Regions from separate parts of the Homo sapiens genome. Here region 2 is linked to region 1. Evidence: chromatin loops called from intact Hi-C (ENCODE). Cell type or tissue: endothelial cell of umbilical vein. All regions are shown on one strand. Each heading gives the region's core, and the rest is flanking DNA. Links, peaks and the distances in the headings are about the cores only.

Evidence for each region. Peaks named below come from ENCODE experiments on the same cell type or tissue, not always from the same donor. Only the 100,000 strongest peaks of a DNase experiment are listed, where the experiment ranks them.
Region 2: it touches region 1 in a loop (8-fold over the local background); 3 of 110 quality-filtered maps call a loop at or near these places.

Annotation. Positions count from the first base shown.
Region 1 is chr12:10,014,528-10,022,302 of GRCh38, reverse strand. It overlaps CLEC12B (C-type lectin domain family 12 member B), which reads right to left. Exons shown (of 6, transcript NM_001129998.3): 3 at 7,562-7,775; 4 at 6,897-7,051; 5 at 6,576-6,691; 6 at 3,507-3,972. The coding sequence ends at 3,822. It overlaps LOC102724020 (a long non-coding RNA gene), which reads left to right. Exons shown (of 4, transcript NR_169587.1): 3 at 6,155-6,230; 4 at 6,530-7,417. Among named protein-coding and RNA genes, the nearest start is that of CLEC12B, 7.8 kb to the right of the region's middle. In endothelial cell of umbilical vein, for the core only: no CTCF peak of the experiment used is centred there; DNase peaks (open chromatin) are centred at 3,742, 4,582 and 5,152; H3K27ac peaks cover 2,888 bases.
Region 2 is chr12:10,064,409-10,072,183 of GRCh38, reverse strand. It overlaps CLEC9A (C-type lectin domain containing 9A), which reads right to left. Exons shown (of 9, transcript NM_207345.4): 8 at 7,331-7,452; 9 at 6,153-6,684. The coding sequence ends at 6,552. CLEC1A (C-type lectin domain family 1 member A) reads left to right here. Exons shown (of 6, transcript NM_016511.4): 6 at 671-2,630. The coding sequence ends at 851. Among named protein-coding and RNA genes, the nearest start is that of CLEC1A, 31 kb to the left of the region's middle. In endothelial cell of umbilical vein, for the core only: no CTCF peak of the experiment used is centred there; DNase peaks (open chromatin) are centred at 2,883, 3,413, 4,073 and 4,753; H3K27ac peaks cover 4,136 bases.

The DNA.
Region 1 (7,775 bases), core at 2,148-7,147:
TTGCTTGAGGACCACATTGTTAATTTTGGCCACCTATTTATAATCTGACTCTTGATTTCAGTCCTCAGCTTCACAGTGGATTCTCATTCCAAAAGTGTATCATTTCCCCTTCTTCCCAATTTGACTCCATCATACCTACCCTGAGGAAAACAATGTTACTAATGTGTCTAAATCCTTCTCCAGGTGCATACAAATGTATACAAGTATGATTATATATGCTTGTATGCAGCCTCGAATATACCATCAATCCTAGTTTCAGGTAATCATCATTATTGTCCCTGTCTCAACCATGTGTAATCATCACCAATGGAGCTAGTTCACCCGTTTTCTTAATATATAATGGAGGGTTGGCTATTTTACTGAAAATAGGGGCCATTGGGCCAACCTCAGTACAAGGATTTTCAACCTTAGCTTCAGATTGGAATCATGTAGGAAATTTAAATTTTTTTAATAGCCCAGCTACACTTCTCATCAATGAAATCAGCATCTTAAGAGGTGGGACAATCTTAGGCATCAGTATTTCCTCAAAGCTCCCCAGTATAATTTCAGTGTGCAGCAAAATTGAGAACTATTTTCAGAGAGCTAAACAGATCAAACTTCATATCACTTGTCCATCCCAACCATGCCAATTAATACCCTCAGTAAGGGCTTGTTGGCTAAGATTACAACAGTGAAATAGTTGAGAACTGTCACTATATCTGTCCCAATTCTGATCTGTCCTGACCTAACGTGGTCTGCACAAACCAAACCAAATTTGCTAACGTTGCAGAAAGAGCCATCCAGTTTGAAGATGGTTCCAGCACCTTCGCCTCTGGGCCTATTTGCTCAGGGAGTTAGTATTGAGGTTATTTATCCAAACATTGCCACTCAGGCTGTGTTAATAAAAATCACCTGTGTAGTTTGAGAAACTTACAGATTCTCCATTTCTGTCTTCCAATCATTCTGATTTTATAGATCTGACGCGTGGCCCAAATATCTGTGCCTTTAAGGGACTATCCATGTAAATCTGATGTGAAGCCATGTTTGGAACCCATGTTAAATTCTCACATTGCTATAAAGAAATACTCAAGACTGGGTAATTTATAAAGAAAAAAGTTTAATTGGCTCACAGTTCTTCAGGCGGTACAGGAAGAATGATGCTGGAAACTGCTGGGCTTCTGGGGAGGCCTCAGGAAACTTACAGTCATGGTGGAAGATGAAGGAGGGGTGGGTACTTCACACGGCTGGAGCAGGAGCAGGAGAGAGGGTGTGGGGTGGGGTTGGTGGGGATGCTACACACTTTTAAACAACCGGATCTTGCGAGAACTCGCTATCATGAGAACAGCACCAAGAAGATGGTGCTAAGTCATTCATGAGAAATCTGCTCCCATAACCCAATCACCTCCCACCAGGCCCCACAACCAGCATTGGGGATTACATCTTGACATGTGATTTGGTAAGGACACAGATCCAAACCATATCAATGGTCTTTCCCCTAAAAATATACCATTTGTATATACCTGTATATATAAATAAAATATCTCAGGGATTTTGACTGGAGAGGGTGTAGGGGCAGTAGGAGAGGAAGAAAGAAAGAAAAAGAAAGAGATGAAAATTTCTGGAATCAAGTCCTGTCTCATAAGCTAAGTTATCAGAATCAAAGGATGAAGTATTCTGACACAAAGGGCTAGTGAATCTTGAGAACTCTGGATTTATGCATCTACTGTAGAGGTCGTCAGGGATAATATGATGATAGCAGGGCAGCAGGGAGGGAGCTCTTAGTAATAGGAGCTGATCAAGATCCAGAGCACTGTAAGGTCAGAAACAGAAATTTTCTTTTAATGAGTATAAAAGAGTTTACATGAAATGAGAATTAAAATATACAAGATACCAGAAAAAAAAACCTGTAACTTCTTAATAGGAACAAAATAACCAACTAAGGTATTTTAATTATTAAAAGTAGATTTTTTTAATTAGAAATAGAGGAATGAAAGAACTTATTTTTCTCATGGGAATAAAACGAAACCCAAATGTGTGAGAGTCAGAGGCACAGATTTTGACCTTTAAGAAATAATTTTATCTTTGTGAGAATGCCAGGGGCAAACTGCTAAAGAGAAATGGAAGAATCAAGTTTCTTCTTTAATCCATGTGTATATAACTTATGTTTGAATCCCGTATAAGAACTAAGAAACACTGTTTACTTGAACTATGATAATTGTCTGTATTTAAAAAGTTGTGCTTAAATATATTGTTTGTAATTTTTACTAAATTTTCACACTTGACATTTTTCCTTTGTTCTAGAGTTTCTGTTGGTGCCTATATAAAACATTGATTAGTTGATAATTTTAAATATTTAGAGAATAAGAAGCTACTAGATGGTATGTATGAAGTGGTAGTTTCAAAGGACTGTCAAAGTATTGAAATGCATCTAACTTTGAATTTAGATTATATCAATTTTCCAGTAAATTCTAGATTTCTGATCTAGCAAAATCAGTATCAAAGGCTAATTTATCATTATTTTCTTCCTATATATAGCTATGGAACTATGTGAAGATAAATGGAAAACTACATCCTTTACCAGTACTCTGAAATCAGCAATTTTGTTCCAGGAAAAATCTTGAACCCTAGATTTACAATATTTAGCATCTAGTGTGCAGGAACACTGACAAACTGTGATTCAGGAAAGGTCTAAATAATTAAAGATAATGGTTCTTCTATTTTGATGTCTTCAAACAGTTTATTAGGACTTTTCTGAGGGAAACAAAATATCAATTGTAAGAGAATATATTTTTATAATAATACCCAGATTACAAAATCAATAACATCAATATTACTAATTTAAATAAATGACAAACACATAAATATTGGCCAGGGGCAGTGGCTCACACCTGTAATCCCAGGATTTTGGGAGGCTGAGGCTGGCAGATAGCTTGAGCCTAGGTGTTTGAGACCAGCCTGGGCAACATGGTGAAACCTCGTCTCTACAAAAAAATACAAAAATTAGCTGAGCATGGTGTTGCATGCCTGTGGTCCCAGGTATTCGGGAGGCTGAGGTGGGAGGGATCGATTGAGCCCAGGAGATTGAGGCTGCAGTGAGCCAATCACATCACAATACTACAGCCTAGGCAACAGAGTGAGACAGTGTCTCAAAAAAAAGTAAATATTAAATTATTATGCCTAGATTATAAATTATCTAAATTTTAAAGATTAATAAGAACGCTTATTTTCATAGGGTTGTTGGAGAAGAAAAGCTATTTTGCAAGTGCAGGGCGACACTTAGCTGGTTCACAGTGGTACAAACATTTGCTAAAATAAAATATTTCCAAATCAGTTGATACAGTGCTGCAGCCCCAGCTACCAGGACCCTTAGCCTGGGATCCCCCAGACCTCCACATGACCCAGCAACTATCACAACAGGCATCTCTTGGACCTTGTTCTAGTGCTGTGGCCTGTGTTTTTAAATATTTAAATATCACCCTAGTTTTTAAATATTTAAATATCACCCTAGTGCACACGTGACAGTATAATAATAATGAAAGAAAGGAGTCTTTATTTGAGAAAGCAAAGAAATTCAGTGAAATGATTCTGAGACAATCATAGGGCCATAGTATGGCTATTCCCCTTTGTCCCCAGGTATAATTTTAAGACCGAATAATAACATCAAATCAGAAGACGTCAGACAAGGAACTGGAGAATGTTCTGTTAAACAAGTTCATTTGTCTGATAATGTAAATACACAGTCATTTTAAAAGCTGGTTTGGCTCTGGTACCGTAGTTTCCTCTTTCCTCATATGAGCTTACTCACAAGTCTCTTACTTCTTGGAGAATTTGGAAGAAGCATACTAATCCAAATCCTCAGTCTTCACTGGGGCAGCTGTCTTCTCGCAAATCCAAAAAATTTCAGCACTACAGCGAGAAATATAAATATTTCCTTTTTGAAAATAAGCACATCCTTTGGATCCATTGATCTGGTCAAGTTCTTTAGTACTAAATCTGAAAATTAATTTAAAATTAATTATAAATTCTGTATTTGAAACGTGATCACTATTTAGTGCCCTCAGTTGCTCTTACAGCCAATGTCATGTATCTGAATATGGAGAGACTTCTGCCTCCACAAAGCTTCAAAATCTGAAGCTGCCTAAAGCTGGCACAAAATCTGCCCAGAGCTGGCACATCTGGGTTCTTTATTTTAAGTTAATCATAATCCCAGGTAGAATTCTTTAAGAGAAATACTTAAATCCTGGACTGAGAATTTGTATTTCCTTCATAAATATGTAATTCCATTAATGAAATCTAATCAGTTCAGCTTATATTAGAAGTACTTGAAGTTCTTTGGGACCTTATGAAGAAAAACATAAAAATAAAATCACATTCTGTTGTAAAAAGTTATCACATTTTATTATGCACAAATATAATTTTTCACATAGTTATACATATGTGGTGGGTAAAAAGAGAACAAGACAGACGTTAAAAGAGGAAATGATTGACTATATAGATATGGTTCTGACAATAGTATTCATTTCCTCTGCTAAGAAATTGATGTTAATCCTGAAATAATGTCTTTAGAAAATTATACTTGTCAGATCTAAATTTTCTTTGTGCCCAACATTGTTTTTTTCTAAATGACCTGCATTACACTGCCATATTCTTTGCTTGCTTCAGGGCTAGGCTTACTAAATCTTAGCCTTGGCCTTTACTCAGTAGTCAAGGAAATGGCTATGCAATCTGGAAGCTCAGTCTCTCTAACCTGTGTTTGACATGCTGGCTTGTCTGACAGCTGCATGTCTCAGGGGCCAGGGTCTGTAGGTTCCAAACCCTGCTGTGGGGGCCACCTCCTCCACACTTTGATTAAGAGTGAGTAGAGAGGCCAAGAATGATTAAAATCCCTTTGGGAGAAGGGACACATCTTAGATTCCAACATGAAAACTGAATGTGTTTACATGATGTCATAGTACTACTCCTGGAAACCCTCAGTCTAGTAGCAACACCTCAGATTAATATTAATCAGTTCATACCCAATATTGCTCTTGTCACAAAAAAGTAACTGTCACTTTTTTTGTTTGTGTATTACTCTGCATGTGCTTTTTGTCATTATTATTAGTGTGAAACCAAACTAATTGACTTGATATGATTAATAATGGTGATTAGAGAATGGGGGATTAGTGTTTGAGTAGAAATAGCCATGACAAAACATTGGGAAATGGATGAAGATAAAGTGTATCCAGGGAGAAAATAATAGACCTACCATTGTTTGTGATTTAAGGAACTGCTGAGTCACAGCTGAAGCATGGCATCTTTGACAGAAGATGAGTGATTATTATTCAGTTTAAGAAAACGTTGACAACATGCTTTAAAGAGTGAAACAGGAGGGAGGGGGGTGGATAATGATTTGTTGGGGGAGGAAGGTAGATAAAAAGCCATTATGAATACAAATATTCTGTTAGATAGAAGAAGTAAGACCTAGTGTTTCATAGATTATTAGGGTGAATACAATTAACAATAATCTACTGTACATTTCACAATAATGAGAAAATAATAATTTGAATGCTCCTAGCATAAAGAAAAGATAAATATTTAAAGTGATCGATATCCCAATTCCACTTATTTGATCTTTACACACTATCTGAATGTATCAAATTATCACATATACCCCAAAACATATACATCTCTTATGTATCAATAAAAAGTTTAAAAATCCATTAAGATGCCAAAGATCTTAAATTTTATCTAATAGAAAAATACTATTATATTTAAAATATTAATACAGTTGTTTCATTTAAATGTAGTTATGATGAGAGGTGTTCCTCAAAATTTTTTGTTTTATAGTCTGTGAAAGAATTTAGCAAACCTAATATCCCCTTACACATTTTTGTTGACGTCTATTTTTTCATAACTTTAAATAGTTAAAAAAATTGAAATTTTCCAAGTGTTATATATTCTATTTGTCCTTTAAATAGTTTCATCCAAACCCTGAAGTGGAAGGTTTAGTTCATTTTAATTCATAAAAGACACTTGCCGTATATTGTAATTGGCAAGTCCTCAACATGACACTAATTGTTGAACTAATCAGTCAATTCAGTCTTACTTTTTGTTAGAAAATGGTTGACAGTTATTTAGTATAAATAAATGTGTTGATATGTGTTCTTATGACCAGCAGCACCCTTTTGGATTGTAGGTGCTGGAGAGTCAGAATAGCTGAGTGACTGAGTGCACAATCCCTAAAGTGCAATTTATGAGCTGAGTGACCTCAGGCAAGTTACTTAATCTCTCTATTATAATATTTCTACCTATAAAATGGGAATATAACTGCTTTCTTCAAGGGTTAGTATTTATAAAATACTTTGAATGTAGTATTAGGTGTGTGTGTGTGTTAAATAAACACATTTCTACCAAAAGATAAAATTCAGTGCCTTGCTATAAATTTGTCACAGAGATGAAATGAACTATACCTCCTTTCAATATTTGTTACTGGAGCTCTTTTCTCAGTATGTTGTACTCCTCTTTTTATGTCTGTATTTATAATTCTCACAATCATTATTAATTTTCCCAGGATTCCATGGAAAGCTTGTGTTTACCCTCAATAGTTAGAGACGTACAAGGATGGAGAGGGAACAGAGCCATCTTCCCAGAACCAACTTCTGCCAGAGGAGTCCCATGATAATCCCAGCCAAAAGAACGAAAACATGAGTAATGGCTGTGACATAAGAAAATCCTAAGAGAGAAAACAGAGAAAAAGTTTTACGTGAGCGCCACATTCCAGTTTGCAGAGTTAAGATAGATGAGGACATTCATTAAATTCATGTATTAATTCTAATTCAAGATGCACTGAATTTCCATCATGTGAATCAGATGTTTTATTTATTTCTCTCTCATTGTATGGATAATGTCTATAACTAGAGAATGAGACTCAATCCTACCTTTTCTTCCAAACTGTCTATCTTCACTAGGGTGGAGTTCTTGTCTATGCAGTCCTTTCTACTGTTAGCCCAGGTTTTCTCCTCATTTGTTGTAAAATAGTAGCAACTATTTTGGTACCATTGCCACATCTTAGGACATGGATTACATCTGTGGTCTGAAAAGGAAATTATACCCAATAATATAAACTGAAGACTCTAGAGTGACTGGAGAAGGCTTTGAAACAAAATCATGTAATTGAACAATAGGGACTGAGAGCCTGCACCCTGAAAGCATACTGCTTTAGAAGCCTCTGAAAAAAAAGTGACCCCTGGTTATGGGTTGGGGCAACAGGGATTCTCTTTTCATGGCTTAGTCTTCTGACCTCAGAATTACCAGCTATGCCTTTAAGCTTTCAGAGCAACATGATCACCTAGAAATAGTTAATAAAATGAGGGGTTGAAGTATCCAGATTGATATCATTCCAAGATACTTCCCAAATTTGCCTGTGGTTTCAAAAATATTAAATGAATTTGTATATTTCCTTGCTGTGTGTAAATTTAGTGCAACATCATTAAGGTTCACTGGATGACATAACTCTCTCAATACTCTTAGGTGGTACATGTGATCAACTTAGACCAGGATAACATATGCCATCTGACTGGTCAGCAGGACTAAGTCTGATTACCTGAAGTATGAATGATTAGCTCTTGGCACAGTTTGATGGCCATTTGTTCCTGCCTCTTCAGTACACTGGAGATCTGTGACTTGAGAAATTCCTCCTCCATGGACAAGTTGTTGGAGTTGCCCAGTTGCTGGGATAAGTTATCCTGCTGCTGTTGGATGGTTTTCTGAAGTTGACTCAATTTCTCTGAATCTGAGTTAATGTCATTAGATATCTG
Region 2 (7,775 bases), core at 1,698-6,697, 50 kb before region 1:
GGCTGGGGGGAGGTTCCAGGCCCTTTTAAGCCACCAGATCTTGCATCAACTAACTGAGTGAGAACTCACTCATCACCAAGAAGAGGGCACCAAGCCATTCATGAGGGATCCACCCCGATGACCCGAACACCTCCCACCAGGCCCCATCTCCAACACTGGGGATAACATTTCAACTAAGATTTGGAAAGAACACACATCCAAACCACATCAGTATCCTTTGAAAGAGGAAATTGTAATTTCTCTATCAAAATATATCACATTTAAAGCCATATTTGAACAGACACCATTCTTCCCTATATACAATATATCATTATTCTCCCAGGAGACAGGATATATTTGATGTAATCATTTGTATTTTACAGTTAAGTAAACTGAGTTACAGAGAAGGTAGAGAACTTTTTAAGTGGCAGAAACACTATATAAATTTGGAGGAGAACACGTAGCTTCGCTTTAGTTAGAAATGGTTTTTGCTGTTTGGGGTGACCTGCTGTTTCTAAGAATGAGTATGGAAACTTAGGGGCTGAAGAGAAAGAGGCACATGACCCCAGTTTCCCGGTAAACTTATTCTGGTATCTAGACTATAATTTTATAACTCTAGAAAGAATGGGTATTTAATATTTTATTTTAGAAATAAACCGTGATTGAATTTACTTTTTCTTCCTTTCTTAAGGTTCCATATTATAATAGATGTCACCAGCCCAAGAAGCAGAGACTGTGTGGCCATCCTTAATGGGATGATCTTCTCAAAGGACTGCAAAGAATTGAAGCGTTGTGTCTGTGAGAGAAGGGCAGGAATGGTGAAGCCAGAGAGCCTCCATGTCCCCCCTGAAACATTAGGCGAAGGTGACTGATTCGCCCTCTGCAACTACAAATAGCAGAGTGAGCCAGGCGGTGCCAAAGCAAGGGCTAGTTGAGACATTGGGAAATGGAACATAATCAGGAAAGACTATCTCTCTGACTAGTACAAAATGGGTTCTCGTGTTTCCTGTTCAGGATCACCAGCATTTCTGAGCTTGGGTTTATGCACGTATTTAACAGTCACAAGAAGTCTTATTTACATGCCACCAACCAACCTCAGAAACCCATAATGTCATCTGCCTTCTTGGCTTAGAGATAACTTTTAGCTCTCTTTCTTCTCAATGTCTAATATCACCTCCCTGTTTTCATGTCTTCCTTACACTTGGTGGAATAAGAAACTTTTTGAAGTAGAGGAAATACATTGAGGTAACATCCTTTTCTCTGACAGTCAAGTAGTCCATCAGAAATTGGCAGTCACTTCCCAGATTGTACCAGCAAATACACAAGGAATTCTTTTTGTTTGTTTCAGTTCATACTAGTCCCTTCCCAATCCATCAGTAAAGACCCCATCTGCCTTGTCCATGCCGTTTCCCAACAGGGATGTCACTTGATATGAGAATCTCAAATCTCAATGCCTTATAAGCATTCCTTCCTGTGTCCATTAAGACTCTGATAATTGTCTCCCCTCCATAGGAATTTCTCCCAGGAAAGAAATATATCCCCATCTCCGTTTCATATCAGAACTACCGTCCCCGATATTCCCTTCAGAGAGATTAAAGACCAGAAAAAAGTGAGCCTCTTCATCTGCACCTGTAATAGTTTCAGTTCCTATTTTCTTCCATTGACCCATATTTATACCTTTCAGGTACTGAAGATTTAATAATAATAAATGTAAATACTGTGAAGTGTGTGTGATTTTACAATGGACTTATGGTTGGTGGGAAAATTCAGCATGGAAATGCTTTTCAAAATATGATAGCGGTCATTATTTTGATTGTGCCTTACTGAAAGTTTTTGGGGAATTTACAAGAGTACTGATTACATGATTATCTGGAGAAAATAAGATGTCTTTGAAATACGTGTTGGCTTCAAGAAAACAGTTTTAACGTTTTCCTAAAATGAAATCTTTTGAGGTGAGCTTATGGCATCAACACATGGTTGATGAGGAAGCTGAGTTGCATTAGTGCACATGATTTCCAGTCAGGTCATGGGAAATGAACAGAGACAGTGACATCTTTGTAGCTGCTCCTTTGTGAGGCACTTCTTTCTTGAGACGACTCCATGCACAAATATAACAGGGATCATTGGGAATGACACCATCACAGCCACCAAGTTTATTGGTTTACTGATAAATCAATTTTGAGGGTTTTATGCTAGAAAAGATAACATTATAAATCTTTGTTTTTCAACAGTGGAAACTGAGGTGCTTCAGTTTTGTTTTTCATAAACATCTATCTCATGGTAAAATGACGTATAGTAGCAATCATATGATAGAAAGAACACATTGGTGCTCATTTTCATAAACTTCATTTTGTTAGATTGTCACTTAGCAAAGACTATTGCGGATTCTTCCTTGAGAACTTTCCTTTCAATTTTCTGTTGATTTCCTTAAAATTTTCTTCAGGGTCGAGCAAGTTCTGTTGATATATTGTGTCATGCAAAGAAAACTGTATTTGTGGTTAGAAAATGAAGATTTTAGACCTCTTATTCTGATTTACTTATTAGGCAAGTCACTTTACTTCATGAAACCTATTTCACTGCATATGAAGTAGAAATAATTATAATTTCCTCATAATGTTACTGTTAGCTGAAATAAAGTAAATGTGAAATCAGTTTCATAATGTGAACTGCAATAAAAAATGTAAGGGAAGTCAAGAAAATATTTTTAAAAGGATCTAGTGATTTATTTTTAAATATAGGGGCGCACATACACATGCATAAGCAATGTTAAAAAGAAAAAAACTTCAGCTCAATTAAATTTAAAAGAGTTTAATTGAGCAATGACTCATTCACAAATCAGGCAGCCTCCAGAGCCAGAGTAGACTCAGAGGCTCCAGTGCAGCCATGTGGTGGAAGAAGATTTATGGACAGAAAAAGGAAAACGTAGTAAAGAAAACGGAAGTGAGGTACAGAAAAAGCTGGATTGCTTACAGCTCGGAGTTTGCCTTATTTGAACACAATTCAAACAGTTGGCTACATTTGATTGGCCAAAGCACAGTGATTGGCACAAGTATAGACTAGGGTCTGTTTACCCCTCAACTTGTTATAGTTGACATTATGTACAGAGAATCCTTTAAGCTAAACTTAAAATACGTAAAAAGGCAGCGTTAGGCTAAACTTGATTTATTAATAACAACAAACTTCTTTGGAAATCTGTATTTATGAACAAATTGTAGAAGGGCACCTACTTTGGGGAGCTAAGGATTTTATTACCAAATATTTTTGATGATGAGTGCAGATTTTCGATGAAAGTAGTTCATATAATAGGTACATAACAAGAAATGAGAAGTAAGCCTGCAGTTAAGCAATTGTTATGTAAGCCTTGTTGCTACAGAAAGAAAATATGACTGATAGGAGGAAGTCAAATGATTTTGTGGACTAAGCTGTAAAACAGAGACATGCACTCATTTAAGTTTTGACTCCTAGCATCCTATGTGGCTGCAGTCTAGCTCAGGGATGGATGACAAGCCACTCTTTAAGTGCCATTGATGTGAAGGGTCTAGCTGCCTAGAGTGAGTTTTGAATGGTATGTCATTCCAAGTCTGGGACTAAGGGATAGTGTCACTTTAGATTGTGAGGAGGAAAAAATAGCATACATTTGACATACTTCAGCTCCTTCCCTGAGTTTATTCTTCATGTTTCCCCTTAATCCCTTTGTCTTTATAGCAAAACTCACAATATTGATCACAATGTGAACAAACATTTCAAAACAACAGAAAAAAGTGTATAGCATAGCATTCTCACTACACACTTTAGAAAAATGATATTAAGAATAGGACATAATGATAAAGTGAATTTTAAAATCTGATTTGCTAAGAACAATATCCAGTTGAGAATCAGAGAGGGGCACTGTATGAACTGGTTTTTCTGGATGAGGAGACTTTTTTCTTTCTAGGTTCTTGTTTATGTAATTCTGAAGAAATTGCAGGAACAGTCAAACGAGGAGCCCAGCCTTTCCTGGTAGAGCTGAGATCTCCGGTACACAATAAGCTCTTTCTTTTCCTGAGGATATTGAACCAGCTTTCAGGATTTATCAACAGGAAACAGGTCATGAGCCCTGTAACAGCAGGAAGTGTGAGAAGAGTAACGGGGAGCTTTTATTTTGAGGATACAAACACATTATGAACAAGGAGAAAAGTCTAGTAGGTTAGCAGGTTGTCTCTGGGCCAGCTTTAATATTTGGGAGTCAACTCCTCTGTAGAGAGATTCTTACAGTATTTGAAGATTACAAACAAATCAGGATCCTCTGATTTAAAGTCTGCGTGACTTTTGTACACGCTTCATTATATGAATAGATTTTTAGGCTCGAATAGTATCTACTATTATTCTACCAATATTATTATGTATACTTTTTATACATTTAATGTACTTTAACCAAACATGTAAAAAAACTCTTCACATTTGCAGGATAGTTTTATTTTTAGTTTTCTTTTCGTTTGTTTAAGACTAACTTAGAACTCAATGAAAGAGATCTAAGATGCCCAATTCATTGTTGGTGGGACTAGGATATAAGACTGGCATACTCAGTGTTGTATCTGAAAAGCCTTGGTATCCTGGACCAAAAGCAACCTGCAGAGAAGAATCACCCAACTATAGCATCTGTGTGGAAAGTAGCATCGCTGCTGAGGAGATTTGTAGGAGCTGAAGTCAGCTGCGCTGTAGATAAATTCTAATTTGAAAATACTGCATCATACACTACGGGATGACATCAGCTGAAGGATGTTTGCCTTTTGCTTTATTGTACTTCTTAAAGAATGATTATAAGTGCTTCGTATCCTTCCTCTAAACATAGTTCCATGACAATACTTTGAAGAATCTTTAAGGCAAACAGTCTTTGCTAGTAAATTCCACTATTGTTTCTCCTTTATTCCAGGTTATTACATTCAGCTGCCAGCTGTCAGCTGTAAAAATCAAACACAGGAGACAATATATGCTGTGTTTTCTCTGCTATTCTCCTTTTTCAGGTTCTGCAGAAAATTAGAGAAAAATCTCTTTTACTTAAACTCCCACATTTAAACTCTAGGTCAAGGGTAAATAAACAAAAACATGCTCTTCTCATCCTTACACAACCTTACCCATTGTAAAAGGACATTTAGGTAAGAGGATATTTAGTTTCATTTAAATGATTTCCAGTGACTCAGAGAATTAGGTTTTTTTTTTACTTTATATATTTAAGTGATGCCTTTATGCTTAGGAAGAAAAGATGATAATCTAATGAATCTCAGCTCCTCTTTATGAGAAATGAAGAATTAAATAAAATTATACTGAATTAAGCAAATATTTATTGAGAACCTACTATGTGGTACGGCGTTCTTGCAGGGACGTAAGTGGTAACAAGTAATATAATAATAATTAAAGAATCTGTTCTTTCTGTAGATCACAGGGTTCTTTGCTATTAATGGTCTCTAGGGAATAAGATAGTCCATGCTTCAGGGAGTCTACAGACTTAGGGCAGAGAATGTCTATAGATTTATTTGAGGAGAATCCATTAACTTTAAAGCAGATATTCTCTCCAGAGAGTTGCTGACATTTTACACATAAACTTTAACTTCTGAATATCCCTCCAAGAGGAGCAAAAAAAGGGATCATTTTTGCCTGGGATGCACAAATAAAGGTTGATGTGTATAGATGATTGGTGGTGTAGTCCAGAGAACAAAACCAAGCACTGATAGAGTGTTCAACTCTGTGCAAGACTATTCTCAGCACTGACATATATTTACAGTCTACTCCTCACACAATATTTTGGAGTAAGTTCTGCTGTTATTTTACAATGAGGCAATCGAGGCACTGAAAGACGTAATCAAAAGTGTTGGCGTGTTAACCCTGAGGGACCAGACCATGAGCCCTTTGGTTTGCGAATGCCAGGCATGGTCATTGAGAGGAAAGAGGGAATTCACAGAATTCTCTGGAGAACATTCTGATCCTGGCATCCTGACTATTCCTTCTGCTTATGTCAACTTCTAGTAGTTCATCTTTCTAGAAGAAATCAAATCTTAAAAAGTACATTGTCTTACAGGCTGCAGATAGAAGTCTGCCTTTCTTCCAGTTTGGAAATTCGTATCTCTGTTCTTCTATCAGTCTGATAACATAATGCCTGAAAGCCTAGAAAATGCATAGAAAGATCTCACAGACAGTGAGTTTTAAAGGCCAAATTTATTTATTTATTTTAAAAATATTAGTCAGCTGTAACTACATCACCTCCCCCAAAAACATAGATGCGTACCTTGTGTGAAAGTTACAGTCATTCCGGGCTTTAAACAATAAAAATTATTTCCTTGCGTTTGTTCTTAACTCTTCAGGGTTTTGTCTTCTGTAGCTCTAAATAAGTTTTACTCTTGCAATGTGAACAACATCAAATGAAATCTGGACGGTGTGGAAGAATATTCCCAAGTGTATTATTGAGTCCCAGGTTGCTAATTTCATGGCCCACATTTTGGTTTACTGTTCTGTTTTTTTGAGGGGGGGTGGGGGTGGGTTTTCCAATGGCATGCTCCAAATAACAGTGTAATAGAACACTTTGAACACAATTTCTTTCAGACAGAGGATCTCAACGCATACTTCTCACAGATAAAATACTTCCACGTGCTGCAGTTAGACGAAAGAAGGGAATTGCTTTTCACGTATCCACAGACTTGGTTAGCTGACTGGGATCTCTCTGCTGGCAACCTGGAAAAGCAAGTCAACATTTCTGAGGTTAGACTTGGGAGTTTCAGAAATGCTCCTGAGGGTAACTAATGAGAGGTGTGTAGCTGCTTGTTTTGTTTTGTGTTGACACAGCAACTTCCTGTGGTGGTTTCATCCTCCTTCTTCAGTAACTGCTTCTTTCTCTCAATAAAGAATGTTAATATAATTTGAACAAAAACAGCATGTAAAGAAAAAGAAAACATAGATACCCAAAGACAGTCCCTAAATTAGAATCTCTTTGCTGACTCTTAATTTTCAAAATATGAAGGCACCTGATTCTGCTTCTCCATCTCCCCACTGCCATCTGAAAAGCTTAATGTGGAAATAAATAGTTATTCTCTAAACATTAAGCGATACAAAAGAAACACACTTGATAATTATATTATTCATCAGACACTCAAATTGTGAGGTGAATTTTCTATAAGATAATAGAAGCAGGGCTGGGAAGGAGAGAGACTTAGAAGGCATGAAGCTACTCTTAATTTTGTTAGCTTTAATCCCAATTAGCCGCCTGTAACATTATCATGCTGCTTGTCCCTTGGAGAAAATTCATGGTACAAGGTGAAATAAACTTTTGAATTCCCTCATGTTTCTAACTTTTCTTGTAGCATTTCACTCAGAGACTTACAGGCCAGGAGAAGGAGAGGAGCCATCTTGCCAAAGCCAGCGTCCGCTGTGTCCATCCTGAGACAACCCCACCCAGTAATCATAGCTTCCTTTAATCTTCCTCAAGCTGCCAGTGATAAAATCCTATGAGACAAAAATTGAACTGTGAAATGAGAAAAACAAACAAACAAAACTCTAGTGAAATATAAAGTGTGACATTTTGCCTAGCTAGAAATTAATGGGAACTTGAAATCTGGAAAAGGAGAGAAGGGAGTATTATAAAAAAGTGCCGATACATTTTTTAGACTATTTTCGATTGCTGTATGGATCCATGTGGTGTTAAAAACTATGAAAAAAATAGGCAACTGGGATTTTAAAAGTTTCAACAGATTCAGAGCCTGGCAGGTAGTATACGTCAAAAAAAGAAAGTGTTATACTGAACCTTCGTTATCAAAAATAAAAATATT